Regions from separate parts of the Homo sapiens genome. Here region 1 is linked to region 2. The links are chromatin contacts, found by Hi-C or POLR2A ChIA-PET in ENCODE. All regions are on one chromosome and are shown on one strand. Each heading gives the region's core, a stretch centred on a gene start or an enhancer-like site at or near the end of the contact. The rest is flanking DNA. Distances are from core to core; before and after follow the strand shown.

Evidence for each region. Hi-C counts contacts between places; a loop is a spot of excess contacts on that map. ChIA-PET counts read pairs that join two places held with the same protein, here RNA polymerase II (POLR2A).
Region 1: POLR2A ChIA-PET joins it to region 2 with 36 read pairs in MCF 10A. The contact joins two enhancer-like sites. A Hi-C loop is called at or near these places in 1 of 168 maps with a recorded cell type or tissue (heart left ventricle). POLR2A ChIA-PET finds 5 or more read pairs at or near these places in 1 of 52 experiments (MCF 10A).

What each region holds. Positions count from the first base shown.
Region 1 is chr13:73,361,828-73,368,655 of GRCh38, forward strand. No RefSeq gene overlaps it. Among named protein-coding and RNA genes, the nearest start is that of LINC00392, 200 kb to the right of the region's middle. Within about 2 kb of position 3,969, at least 3 of the 41 ENCODE cell types and tissues checked have a DNase peak (open chromatin) inside an H3K27ac peak, as active enhancers do.
Region 2 is chr13:73,284,838-73,292,188 of GRCh38, forward strand. No RefSeq gene overlaps it. Among named protein-coding and RNA genes, the nearest start is that of KLF5, 230 kb to the left of the region's middle. Within about 2 kb of position 2,299, at least 3 of the 41 ENCODE cell types and tissues checked have a DNase peak (open chromatin) inside an H3K27ac peak, as active enhancers do.

The DNA.
Region 1 (6,828 bases), core at 2,719-5,218, 79 kb after region 2:
GGCAAAATCTGTCTTTTATCCCAACTGTCACTGTGTATGGAATTTCATAAGCATTCAATCTTTTGAGTTAAGCAGTGTCAATTATTTTTCTTCTTTTCTCTATTCATTCAAGAATTATTTATTAAGCATTAATGATGTATCAATGAGTACGAGGTACTAGAATGAAAAAAAACTGTTTTAGCTATTAAGATGTCCACAGCCTACTGAAGGAGACAGAAAACAAGCAGTGACACAATAGCTAACATGTATCACATGCTGGACACTGAAAAACAGCTTACTGGTCTGCCCTAATTCTCATAACAAACCTATATATGAAAGGCCAATTTATTTATTTTTTCTTTTTTAAATAGAGACAGGGTCTTGTTATGTTGCCCAGGCTAATCTCAAACTGTTGGACTCAAGCGATTCTTCTGCCTCAGCCTCCCAAAGTGTTGGGAGTACAGGTGTGAGCTATTGCACCTAGCCTAGAAGCTAATTTAAAACTTCATTTTCCATACAGGAGATGAATCCCAAAGAAGTAGATAATATTTTAAGGAAACTGACCTACATTAGGCCATGGGAGAAAAGATGGAGAAGACAGGATAAAGAATCAATTAAGAGGGTTTCCTGCTATCTTTCCTAATTGCAGTTTCTTCTCTTGTCACCAACTTTCTGATGTTGGAATATCCCAGTACCCAGTCCTTATTCTTTACTTTTCTATTTTTACTGTGTCCTTTGGTGAACTCATTTAATCTGACAGTTATGAAGACATATATATATACACACACTGATGATTACTAATTTAATTTCTCTAGCTGGACCTCTCTTCCAAACCCCAAACATATATCCAATTGCCTACTTGAAACCCCCATACAGATATCTTATAGACACCTCAAACTTAACATGTTTCACTAAACACTGATCTTCCTCTAAACCTGTTCCACCTATCTAAGTTGAGAACACTATCATTCCAGTTGCTCACAATAAAAACTGGAGTCATTCTTGACTCCTCATATTGTCTGATTCCCCATATTTTAATCTGTCAAGAAATCTGACTGGAAGTTAATACCACCAGTTAGTAAGACATATTGATGACATGGATATCCTGATATGATGCACTGAGAAGGACACACATCATTTCTGTAATATTCTTGACAAAAAATGCAATCCAATCATGAGAAAACAGCAGACAAACTTAATCATGGGTCATTCTACAAAATAACTGACCATTACTCATCAAAAGTATCAAGAAAAAACCCAAGGAAATACTGAGGATCCATCTGTCACAGATTGGAGAAACCCAGGAAAACACAACTACTAAATTCAGTGTGGGATCTTGGAATTAATACTGGAACAAAAAAAGGACATTGGGGAAAAGCTAGAGAACATAACTTGAACTTGACATAATGGTATCATATCAGTGTTAATTTCCTGAATTTGAACTTTACAAAATGGCCACATAAGTTAACATTGGGAAAAGCTGAGTGAAGGATATAAGGGAATTTTCTATATCTTCAATATTTCTACAAATCTAAAATTATTTCAAAACAAAAAGGAAAAATAAATCTTGTTGGACCTTCCTTCAAAATTTATGTAGAATTTGGCCATTTCTTATAACCTCTGCTGAAACCACGTGGAATTATGATATTATCCTTTACTGGGATTATTGTCATAACCTCCTAATTGGTCTTCTTGCTTCTGTTCTTGCTCTCCTAAAGTCTGTTTTCAATACAGTAGCCAGAATAATTATAAGTCAAATGTAAAATTCTACCACCCTCCTCACCCCCACCAGTAGACTTAGAGTAAAGGCCAAAGTTATTCCATTGCACACAGGTCTGACACTGCCTGGTCCTTGCTTTCCCTTCTGGTCTCCCCTTGTACCACTCTCCCACTCATTCCCTAGCTCTCACCTCACTGTCCTCTTTGCTGAGTATATTAGAAATATTCCCACTGTAGAAACTGCATGCACTGGCTGTTCCTTATGCCAGGAACACTCTTCCCCCAGATACCACCTTGGCTGATGCCCTCATACTCGAATATCACATCTCAGTGAAGCTTACCTGTCCTCTCTGTTTAGAATTTCACTCCCTTACTGGGCGTGGTGGCTCACACCTGTAATCCCAACACTCTGGGAGGCTGAGGATAACTTGAAACCAGGAGTTCAAGACCAGCCTGGGCACATAGCAAGACTGTGTCTTAAAAAAAAAAGATTAGCCAGGCATGGTGATGCATGCCTGTAGTCCCAGCTACTCAAGAGACTGAGGTGGGAGGATCACTTGAACCCAAAAGTTTGAGGTTGCAGTGAGCTATGATCATGCCACTGCACTTTAGCCTGAGTGATAGAGCAAGACTCTATCTCTAAAAAATTAAAAAGAAAAAGAAAACAAATTTCACCCTCTACTGCTCACTGCTCATCTTCACCAGTACTCCCAATCCTCTTAGTTCTGCTCTACTTTAAAAAATTGTTTTCCATCACACTTTTCATTTTCTAAGAGACTGTTTATGTTAGTTACTTATCATCATCACCATCATCATCATTGTCATTATCACCAATATCACCCTCATTACTGGTCTTTTAAAACTTGAATGTAAACTCCAGGATGGCAGGGATCTTTCCCCACTTTCCTTGCTGACATATCCCAAGAGCCTAGAAAAGTTCCTGGCCTAGAGTAGGCACTCCATAAGTACTGGATGAATTGGATAAAAGGTAGACTACACAGGACTGAAAACTACCGTGTTAGGTAACGTATAGGGTGTAGTGCAACTCTATGGCTATTGACTGGGGTAATGGGAAGGAAGACTGCACCAATAGTCAATACAGAAGAACCGCTTTATAAGGAAAGATGTTTGCTGGATATTCCTGTGAAGATGTCCCATACAATAATTTGTAGCTCTGCAATTCAGGGTAAAGACCTGGGATGGAAAGAGAGATTTGGAAGTCTTCTCTTGTAATTGAGGCATGAGAAGAAAGACAGAAGGTGGGTGTCTTGTGATTTTGATATTCATATCCTCAATAGGAGCAAGCCTCTGTGGCATGAAGCTCGGGAAGGCTAGAGGTGGGTGGGAATGGAGCAGAGATCAGAACTGAAGTTGGCTGGGTGCCAGAGACACATTTTACCTGCTTCAGAATTTGCCATAAAGCAAATCCGTTTATGGTTGAGGGAGGGGGAGGGTTAGAGAAGGCAGACAAACAATTCCTTGTCATTTAAAATAAAGCAGAACAAAAGGATGGCAGGGCATAACTTCGAATGCCCTCCCCAAAACAAATCAGTCTCAATCTATGTGCAATTTTGCTATTATAACTGGGCTGGAGCTGGGGCAGGGTGGGGAACAGTAATGAGGTGCAAAGGAAGGATCATGGCTGAGGTCTTCATTTTCTAAACTCTGACAGTTGAGGGAACACTCAGTGGTGTTTCTCTTCACCTTTTAGACTATCACCTTGTCCCTTCTTTGGAGCATAAATTTGTCATTAAAGCTTTCACTTGGCACAGATCCGATTCATCAGGGAAGACAGAACTCTGTGTTTGCATGCTTCAAGGCAGAGCTTGAGTCTACTTTGGCAAGTGTTACAAGGAAAGGGAGAAAAGAAAATAAGAGCCATAAATCATCTGGAGGCCAGAATACAGGATTAAAGACACTCGATCCATTTCAGAAAGGACTTCTGCTAGCATGTGTTTACTCAGTGACCCGGTATTCTCCTTTCAGCCTTTAGTCTCTCCCACTCCATTTGAGCTAGAGAAGTGACATCTTACATTAGAGCCTGCCCTGCTGTGGGGAAAGATCTGGTTCCATGCAGACTGGTGGAAGGCTTACTCCAGGTGGGGGCTTGTTTTTAGGCAGCATCCACTTTGAGAATTTCCCGTTCATGTTTATGTGATAGTACATCTTCAGAAATAATAAACACTTGTAATGCAACCCTTGTTGGTCTGCGGTAAACAAAGGAGAATGGCGTGATTCCCATCTTGTAACTAATCTGCTCTTCACATGACTAATTTAGCTGTGCATTCACAGGCTTGGTGAGAATCCAATTGTAAGGGAACGTACACTTCATTAAATTGGGCAATTTCTAAAAACCTAAGCTTTCAGATTTGTGTTTTCTACAACTGAACTTTAATGAACTATTCTTCCTTTTTAGATAGCCTGAGAACGGTTTTACACTTCATCATGAGTCACCTGGGTAATTATTACCTGGTGATTTTGTAATAAAATGCTACCTATCAAATGTATCATGCCACTCTTTGCATTATGAAGAAAAAACAATTTCTATATGCCAAATTACACCTGAAAATCGAGGAGAAAAAAATGTTATAGTTTCTTTTTAAATGTAATAACGCTCGCTGTCAAGAAATACTATAAGGAAACCATTCAGATCGTATTCTCAGGTACGGAAAGGCGTTTTACCTTAATTCTGGTTATCAGTATCCATTTGGAAATGAGATAACTTGAAAAAGAAATCGACACTTTGGAGCCTCCTATAACCCTTTGTGTTAAAGCTGGAATTTAGTTGAAGGCAGTCCTCAAATGATGACTTGTCAGTTCATTGTTTTCAATTAGAAGGTATTTATCCAGAGAGAAGAAAGAAGGAAACTAGCATTTATTTAACTAGGGTTTCCTGTTATAATGTTTCCAGTGTAATGATGCATGCACGCAAGAACTTAGTATACTGTGAATAATTATTTGTTGAATGAATAAATAAGCAATTAGCCAATGGCAAAGTGTTCTCTTTGATTTCAGGGACAAGGGGAGCCTTTCAAGCACATTCACCTATTGTTCCTTGGAGACCAGTGACATTGATAGGGAAAATACTCATGGACCGACCCCTGGAGGCTCCTGTGCCTCAGCAGTAGGGCTGGAAAAGTGTCCTCAAGGCCGGCGAGGTGGCTCAGGCCTGTAATCTCAGCACTTTGGGAGGCCGAGGAGGGTGGATCACCTGAGGTCAGGAGTTTGAGACCAGCCTGGCCAACATGGTGAAACCTCGTCTCTACTAAAAATACAAAAATTAGTCAGGTGTGGTGGTGGGCACCTGTAATCCTAGCTACTTGGGAGGCTGAGGCACAAGAATCACTTGAACCCGGGAGGCGGAGGTTGCAGTGAGCCGAGATCACACCACTGCACTCTAGCCTGGGCGAAAGAGTAAGACTTTTTCTCAAAAAAAAAAAAGTGTCCCCCCATTTTCCTGCATGCTATTAGGGAACTAATCTCAGTTTCTCTGGGAATGGAAGGTTAAGGGTTGTAACTGGGTAATCTTTCTGAGATTCTCAACCTCCTGTCTTAGTCCATGGGTGACATCCAGGGAAACTCAACAATTCCACACTGGAAAGGAGTCTCCAGTTCCAACACTTTCCTCCCCAAAACACTCACTAATCACCTGGAAGTCTGATTTCAGAGTTAGAGAATTTGGCGTAGTTTTGAAATACTATGTGTAGCAATAATGATTTCATATCAGTTTTTCATAGCCTATGTGATCAGAATGACCTGAGTCAGAACCATTCACCAGCCGGGTAGCCTTCACATCACAGGAGTGGAGCGCTTAAGATTTTTCTCACCTTCTTTATTTGTAAAAGTCACAAAGACTAAAGTTAATCCTGTTGCAAAGCCGTGGTTCAATTCATCCATGATAGACCCTGATAGGTTTGCCTGGATTTCAGCTATGTCTAATTAAGCCACGGCAATTTGCAGTAAGAGAGAACAAGATGTGATTGATGGCGTTTACTGTGGATCTGTGGAGTAAGCAGTAAACTCTTCTTTCTAGGTGCATTTGGTTACTTCAGGTCAAAGAGATTTGCATGAGAAAGTTTTGCACCTGGCAATATAAATTGCATGCTTAATAACTGCATGTGTGGCAAAGGAAATTTTATTAAGGCCTCGGGGCAGATTGGACTTACAGACTGTACATGCTAACACCAGGAAGGGGCAAGCACAGGGGCTAGTTGCAAAGGATTACAATCTGAGTCTAGGTCTGATGTAGACTCCAATTCTGAGCAACACTTTTGATGGTTTGTACCAGGAGTCAGGGCTGGGAAATGCCTCTGAGCTAAACGAGCAGAAGCAGAAATTTGGTACTTGTCTTTATATATGTATATACATACATGTGTGTGTGCGTGTGTGTATATATATATATATGAAATTGTCAAGTTTTGTGGGAGAAGATTAAGTTTAAGAAGTCTAAGAACAGTTTGAATAAGTTACACTCTAGAACTCTGGGGAGATGAAAGGTGAGTGATTAAGGTGGTTTCGATCTACACCATAGTAAGTGTTCAGCACTCTCTTTGGCACAGATCAGTTTGCCAGAATTGTTACACCCTTCCCAGAAGCTTGGGGCTGAAAGATTAAGGACGGTACAGGTCAAAGGTTAGTTATGTTAATATATTTATTTGCGAAAATATACAAAAGCCCTGATTAACCTTGGCTTTTGAAGTCTGAGCTGTCAGTCCTTCACGTTCATGATCAGTTTTCATCTGAAAATGTTTTCAAACAGTCTAGTATCAAAACAGAATCTATGTACCTCAGGTAAAAACATGTTGAACTGCATGGTACCTGTAATACTATGTACACTGGCAGCTTCGTTTGGTAGATACCTATCATGTAAGCTACTCTTTTGCTCCTATAAATTTAGTTACTATTTTAGGAGAGAAGGTAATTTATTAAAACAGACAACAAAAAAAGACGGGGTGAAGGGAACATTCTTTATTATTTAAAAAAAAAATCCTTTTTAGAAATTAAGCTTTCAGCTCCTTAATCTGTTAGGGGAGTACTTACTCAAAAACAAAAGAAAACAAAATGAAAACAAAAACTCTAGGTTCTTTCAGTCTTAGAGGGGTTTAGCAACAAACCATTATTGTTTGCAGA
Region 2 (7,351 bases), core at 1,049-3,548:
CAAATTTTAACAAATCACATTATGAGTTCCCCCACACATTCTATTTCTTAAAAAAATAGAAACATGATGAATCATTATGTTAGGATACCCCAGGCTGGGCGTGGTGGCACACGCCTGTAATCCCAGCACTTTGGGAGGCTGAGGCGAGCGGATCACCTGAGGTCAGGAGTTTGAGACCAGCCTGACCAACATGGAGAAACTCTTTCTCTACTAAAAATACAAAATTAGCTGGGCGTGGTGGCGCATGCCTGTAATCCCAGCTACTCAGGAGGCTGAGACAGGAGAATCACTTGAACCCGGGAGGCAGTGGTTGCAGTGAGCCAAGATCGCACCATTGCACTCCAGCTTGGGCAACAAGAGTGAAACTCTGCCTCAAAAAAACAAACAAACAAAAACTCCGCCTCAAAAAAAAAGATGCCCTAAATTTTTAATTTCAAAATTAAATGTATTTTTGGAAATTTGATTTGTTTAAAAGAATATTCCTATAATTATGGCAGGCTAACTAACAATTATGAAACAATTACAAAAACAACTATGGAATATTGGGATATTTCTTCATATTCTAAAGTCTATGCTTATAGAAACATGTTTGTGATTTTGAAGATGTTTGAGATATTTGTTACGGTAGGCACGTTTTTAATTGGCAAGTATAAATACTACCTGTTAAAACTTATAATTTTTAGAAAATTCAAGATTTAACACAAGAAAGAAAGTAAAAAATAAATACTTAATGTTAAAATTCCACCATTAAAAAGTGCTTTAAAGTTTTCTGAACTTAATTTGAACCTTTATTTTCATGTAGACACCATTAATAAAGTATCCGAAAGGGTAGTGACAGAGGATTTGTTTGAAATTTGCAATAGACCTAAGTGAGAAGTGGGAGGGAATTATTTCTGGGGCCCCGGTTTCTCTGCCTGGTATTTCTTCTCTTCCCACCACATACCTGTACTTGGAGGTGCACAGGTTCCTTGGGGCTAGGATGAGTGGCGAGGCCAGTCAACAAAATAAGAAGAAAAACATGAATTTTCCGCCCTTCTGGCTTTTTTCCCTTCTCCCCTTTGCCTCTCTTGGTGACTGGCTGTGCACTTACCCGCCACCCAAATCATGAACCTGAGAATTACTTTCATGATGCTTCCAGCACCCTGTCGACCCCATTCTCACTCTCATCAGTATCATCGGTATCCAAATGTGATGTGTGATGGTACCTCCTTCACATGTGTTATCTTGTCCCTTCCTCTCTATTTCTTGAAGTTGTTCACAAGGACAATTACAACAAGCTCTTCACTGCCCAACCTTCTCTTTAATCCAAATTTTATGATGATGCTAAGAAATCTCTTCAAACCACGATTTCGTTCGGTTACTTACTGGCTTTTTTTTTTTTTTTTTTTTTTTTAAAGACATCAAGAGCTTTCTCAATGCCTTTAGGGTAAGTCTTAATTTCTAGAACTGGTCCTTAAATTCCGACCAAGCCTAACCTTACACTGTGGGCCACTTGAACCTTTCCTCATCTCCAGGGTTACTATGTCTGGTGTGGTCACTGGCACAACTCTAGGGGGCGCCATGCACACTGGCAGTCTATATGACAAATGTTCTCTCTGCCTGAAATTTCCTTCCCTGCCTGTCCTTTAAAATGCAATTTTTCTTGAATTTCTCAAACTACTTTACTTCCTTGAAATTGGAGCCCTTCTTCCTCTCAGTGGACTCTACCTTTACCTATTTCATTCATCTACTTACTTTCCAACTCTCCAATCTTAAGTGCTTGTTTCCATGTTTCTCTGTCTCCTTTTCCTGCCTACCCCTCACTGAAAAGTAAGCCCCTGAAACACAGATGCTGTTTTATTTGTTTTTATAGCCCTTACATTTAGCACTTAACCTGGTACAGAGAGGCACTTAATATTCAGTCTAAGAGTGCATGAGTGAATGAATGAATGCAATACAATGAACTCTGGTTGGTTCACGCAACCCTGGGTTTCTTTTTTTGTTTTTAGACGGAGTCTCGCTCTGTCGCCCAGGCTGGAGTGCAGTGGTGCGATCTCAGCTCACTGTAACCTCCATCCCCTGGGTTCAAGCAATTCTCCTGCCTCAGCCTCCTGAGTAGCTGGGATTACAGGCGCCTGCCACCACACCCAGCTAATTTTTGCATTTTTAGTAGAGACGGAGTTTCACCATGTTGGCCAGCTGGTCCCGAACTCCTGACCTCAGGTGATCCGCCTTGGCCTTGGCCTCCCAAAGTGCTGGGATTACAGACATGAGCCACCGCGCCCAGCCAACCCTGGGTTTCTGTTTACATTTTTTTCTATGTGGATCTGGACTGTGTTTCCTTCTATGCTAGCCCAGACTAGCCTAATAACACCTGCCCCTCCCAACTGTTTTCTAGTTGATTTACTTATAGCTTCTGTCCCTAGCAGGATCTGGCTTTCTCCTGGAGCAAGTGTATCTGCTACTACATACTATCTGCACCCTCGTATCCTATTTCCCTTCCTCTGTGGGGACGACTAAGGGTTTACCATGGCTGCAGCACAACTGGCATCTGTCAGAATCAAAACTCATTAATAAAAAAATGATAATGCTTCAAAGTACATTACATTACTCCTTCAAAGTCCTTTGTGAACATTATCTTATTAATCATCACAATAGCTCAGGGGAAGATAAACATTGTTGGTTATCTTACCTCGATCATATTTTGAAGGAACTGTTTTTTTCTTGTTATTGTTTGATCATGCTATGAAATCTGGATAGCAATTTTCATATTGGCTATTTGGATATAATTTGATATGCTGACGTAAAATTTCCCTGGATCAGTAAGGTGGTTTTTATTTTTATTTTAGATGTCTCACTGGTACTCTTGTAGAATTCTTTCCAGAGAGCTGAGCAAAGAATAACAAGCAAAAGACTGAGATATTTCTCCTCAGGGGTTGAAATTTTCTGGGTATCTTGAGGCTCATTAAATCATTGGTTCATGATGTAGAAAAGCAAAAGACGAGTTACTTGTACACATAGTAGGTGCTAAAATAACAGTTGAATGATTGAATGAAGTATTATTTTAAAACCTGGAAGTTTAAATAAGGGACTTATGTAAAAAATTAGTATCCTAGTCAGGAATTCCATTAGTAACCAGCATCAAGTAGCCAAAAGAGAATTCTTTTAGGAGGGGAATTTTACTTAGGAAACTGGTTTAAAGAATCTACTCAGTTCTTCTGTCCCCGCCTCACCTCTAGCATCCTATGTTTACTTTTCTCATAGCGCTTATCACACATTTTATCATGTATTTGTTTACGACTTTAGTTTCCCTTAGATGGCAGGAAACACTTCTGCTTGACACACAATGGGAGCTCAATAAATGACTGTTGAATGGAAAAAAAATTAACTAGAGAAATCTTTCCCACCAAAAGTAAAAAGTGGAATAAGTTCAATTTCAAAGTTACAGGAAGAGATGGTATAAGCATTGGGCACTACATTCAAGTTGGGTGTCAGGTATCCTCAACGCGCCTTGTATGAGGAATTTGAAATCTTCCAATAACTCAACAACAAATGGTACCACCTCTGGAAGATTTTCTTCTTTCAAGAGATGAGCGATGTCACAGATGACATGGGCACTTTCTATGTTCTAAGATGGAGTCTTATTTCGTGGGAGTGTCTAGGGTGGAGTGGCCCTCAGTACAACTATACCTGTTCATCTCTGGTGCTGGGAGAGTGTCCTAGAGGGAGGTTTCATGAGGCTTACCTCAAATTTTTTTCCAGGCCAAACAAACATTTTTGGCTTCATAGATTACTGTCAACTCTATGTCTACCCCGTCAGCATAGACTAAAAGGCCAGGCTGTAGTCAGGCTGTGGTGTAATCGGGCATCTGTCTTTTCTAATCACAGTAGTTTTGTGGCATGGGGTGTGGAGCTGAGTGGAAGGGCGGGACATTTCTCTGGCCTGTACTTCCTCTTCCTGGTCAAGCTCACACACTTCCCACTAGCACTCTGTCTTCCCACCCTTCTTACTGTTACTCCAGGAAGTGCCAGTGCCCAGCACAAGCTTCTGAAAACTCCCTCAGTTTAAAAACACTCCCGAACCCTTCCTCCAACCTCCAGAAAAATGTCACCCATTATTAAGAAATGCCCGAGTAGAACACGCTGGCTTCTAAATGTCACTTTTTAAGATTTGGAGATAAAACACCGTCATAGCTTTAAAAAATCCTGTTCACTCTTGCCTTTTATCTTTCAATAAGAAAGTTGGTGTTGACATCCCTTATAGAGGAAGCACAGCAAAGAGGATTAAAAGTGGTTCGAAAGTCCAATGAGGAATGTATACTTTCAACAACTCTGCTGTAGAGGGAAGAATCTTAGCCAATGGCTTTCCAGAAAAGTGATTATGCTTTAAAAACAAAATTCAAATACTTAATAAGTCTAGGTTCCTCAGCTTCAGCTCTTAAGCGTACATTAGTGCTCACACTAGCATCTGTTTCATTCTTTTAACAAAATAACATTGTTTTGATGAAAATCTGTGCCTCAGTTGGCCATGTTTTGCGCAGCAGTTTTAGATTGGGTATTCAGAGTGATGATAACTGTGATTGCTTTCCTAAGTAGTCTGCTCAGCATGAATATCCCCAGTGTGGAAACTTCTCTCAGGGAGATTTCTGTAGCTTTCAGGACCATGGAACTCTTTGTGTAACTTGATACTCAATGGACTTTTTTCTCAAGCCCTGGAACCCTATTTTTTTTTTTAGGAAAACCCTGGACTAGCTCATGGTTTGGGTGGAGAAGCCCAAAAAGCTGATGATAAGCAGGTAGGAAAGGCAGCCCCCTCCCTTCAGTCATGGTAGGTCCCCTGGGAATTGGTTTCTCTCTGTCCTGAGGTGGGGAAATCTGGTAATCAGTAAATCAAATGGTTTCTAGAATTTCTGAAGCTCTTCCCCAGAAACTGAAGCAACCGCAGTTTGAAAACCACTACAGCAAAGCAGTTAGGAGACTAAACAGAATTTCCCAAATGGTTCACTTTCCTTCTAAAAGTTACAAACACTCCCTATTCTGGAGGAATAATTGGACCCATGAAGCTTGGAAGGCTGGTTTTAGAGCTGGAAAGTTTTGTGTTCAAATATCCGTTACCTTCTTCTGAGAAGAAAAGCTTGTACTTGGATTGGAATTCTGTTCCACATCTTTGAGATAAACTTCATTTGATTTATCAGGTCAATCCTTAGCTTTTTGAGTTGCCAAATTAGTTGGAATGGGATTATTTTATTTTTAAAGCATCAACTATTAGACATAACTTGGAGGTCCAACAAACTTGTCTCTTGTGTGCCTTGGTTTCCCCCATTTCTAATCTCTCCCCAACCCGAGGTGTTAATTACAATTCTAGCTCTGTAATTAATAGGGCAGTTACTTAACCTCTTAGGATTCAATTTTCTCTTCTTTAAAATAAACAGTTGCTGGACTGAGATGATCAATAAGGCCTTTTTAATTGTTAACAATTGACGATTACATGAGGTTTCGTCCTCCATGGCCACACAGCCATGTCACAGTGCCCTATAATCACACAGGCCACCCTTCTCTTAGACTCCAATACACCTGACCCTGGAGTTGTACAACACAGTGGCCCAGTGGTTTGAGAGGTGTGTCCAAGTTTCCCCTCAGCCTTAAAAAATCTTTCCTTTCCAGATGCTTTGAAATGTTGCCACTGGAGACCCAAGCTTAAATATTATTCTCTCCAGTACAATTCTTGGACAGATAACACATTAAGTCATTAACAAGTTCTATGAATTGTTTTTATTTCTCCCATGACAGGAAGAACCTGGAGAAGTGGGAGAACTCTGAATAGATGGGGAGGTGGTGGTGGTGAGGGAGGGAGGCTGAGCCAAGGCTTTTGAGGCAGAAGTAACCAAATTCAGCTCTTGGATCCATTTATAAGCTGTGTGACTGTGGGTTAATTATTTAAGCATTGGGTCTCAGTTTCTATATCTATAAGGTGGTAGTATTTACCTGTGGAGGGCTGTCCTGAAGACTGAATTCAATATTGTGTAAGCATCTAGTGTACAATAGGCACTCACTAAATGGAACTATTACCATGACTTCATAATTTTACCCACAGCTAGATCTGCAATTAAGTGTTCTGATCACCCTATTTGATAGCAAAACTCAAATAGAAGCTCTGGTATTCAAGGGACAAACAGACATACCTTCCTGCTTGAAGAACAACTTTTTATTTCATAACCCCTCTGTGCCTGTGGCACAGTGAGGCTCGGATGCCAAGAAGCGCTTGTTCTCTGATCTTCCTCACGCTCTCTCCAATACCTCTGAGTTGTTTGGCACATGTTTTGAAACGTGAAAATGGGATAGCACTTTCTAAACAGTAAAATCATTATGTTAAAAGCTCATTTGATTTTCTTCCATTTGAATGTGAACTACAGTGCTGGAGATCTTTGTTTTTGTTAGGGAGTGGGTTTTCTCTCTCTCCCTTTTTTTAATTTGTCTTCCATTAGAAAAGTATTTTTTGATTGCTTGCACGGTTTATTTTGTGGAAATAAGACTCTATTGTTCTATCAGGGGAAAAAAACATCCACCGCAATAACCATTTAGCACAAGGAGAAGGAAGAAAGGTATTTTGGAGAAAAATAATTCCTTTCCCATATTTCTCTTAAGTTGTATATCTTGGAACTAGTTTTCCATTATAAGAAACTTCTCTTTTGTTTATGAAAAAAAAAAAACCTCTAAGAAGTCAAAACCCATAGGATTTGTTCTTTTTCCTAGCTAATTTTCAAGCAAGATGCAAAACTGCCATTAAGCATCTCTGTTCCTTGTCCAGTCCAATTTAAAAATATTTTTTTAGAAGTTACAAAAGATTTCAAAAACATGTTAAAGGACTCTTCTTAAAAAGTTGACTCCCCTTGGGAACTTGAAAATCAGCTTTTTAAAAAGTGCTTCTGAGCTGTCTCTGAAATTTCTTCTTGAATAGCATTATACTGTCTTCCTAGCAAGGAGTGGTTTGATCTAGCTTTCCAACAGTGTGATGATGGAGGTATGAGCTAGTCAGACAGTGTACCCAATTTGGGGGTTTTATTCACAGCTTTCATTTTAGTTCACCATATAGATTGTGGAGTTAGATTCTTCTAATGGAGATTGTTTAATTTTCTCCATCTAGAAATATTTTCACTGAGGCACATTTAACAATTTTCTTGTATATATCTCAGGTGTGTTAGTGTTTTTCCTCCGCAAATGGATGATAAATTTCACATAGCTGGAGGACCCTCAATAATATTCTTTGGAATTTCCCTTAGTGCTTGGTCCCTTTGTAGCTGCTCCATAAATACTATAGTAGTCCATTTATTGGTTGATTATCTGTTAGTGCAATCTGTAATCCATTAGAAAA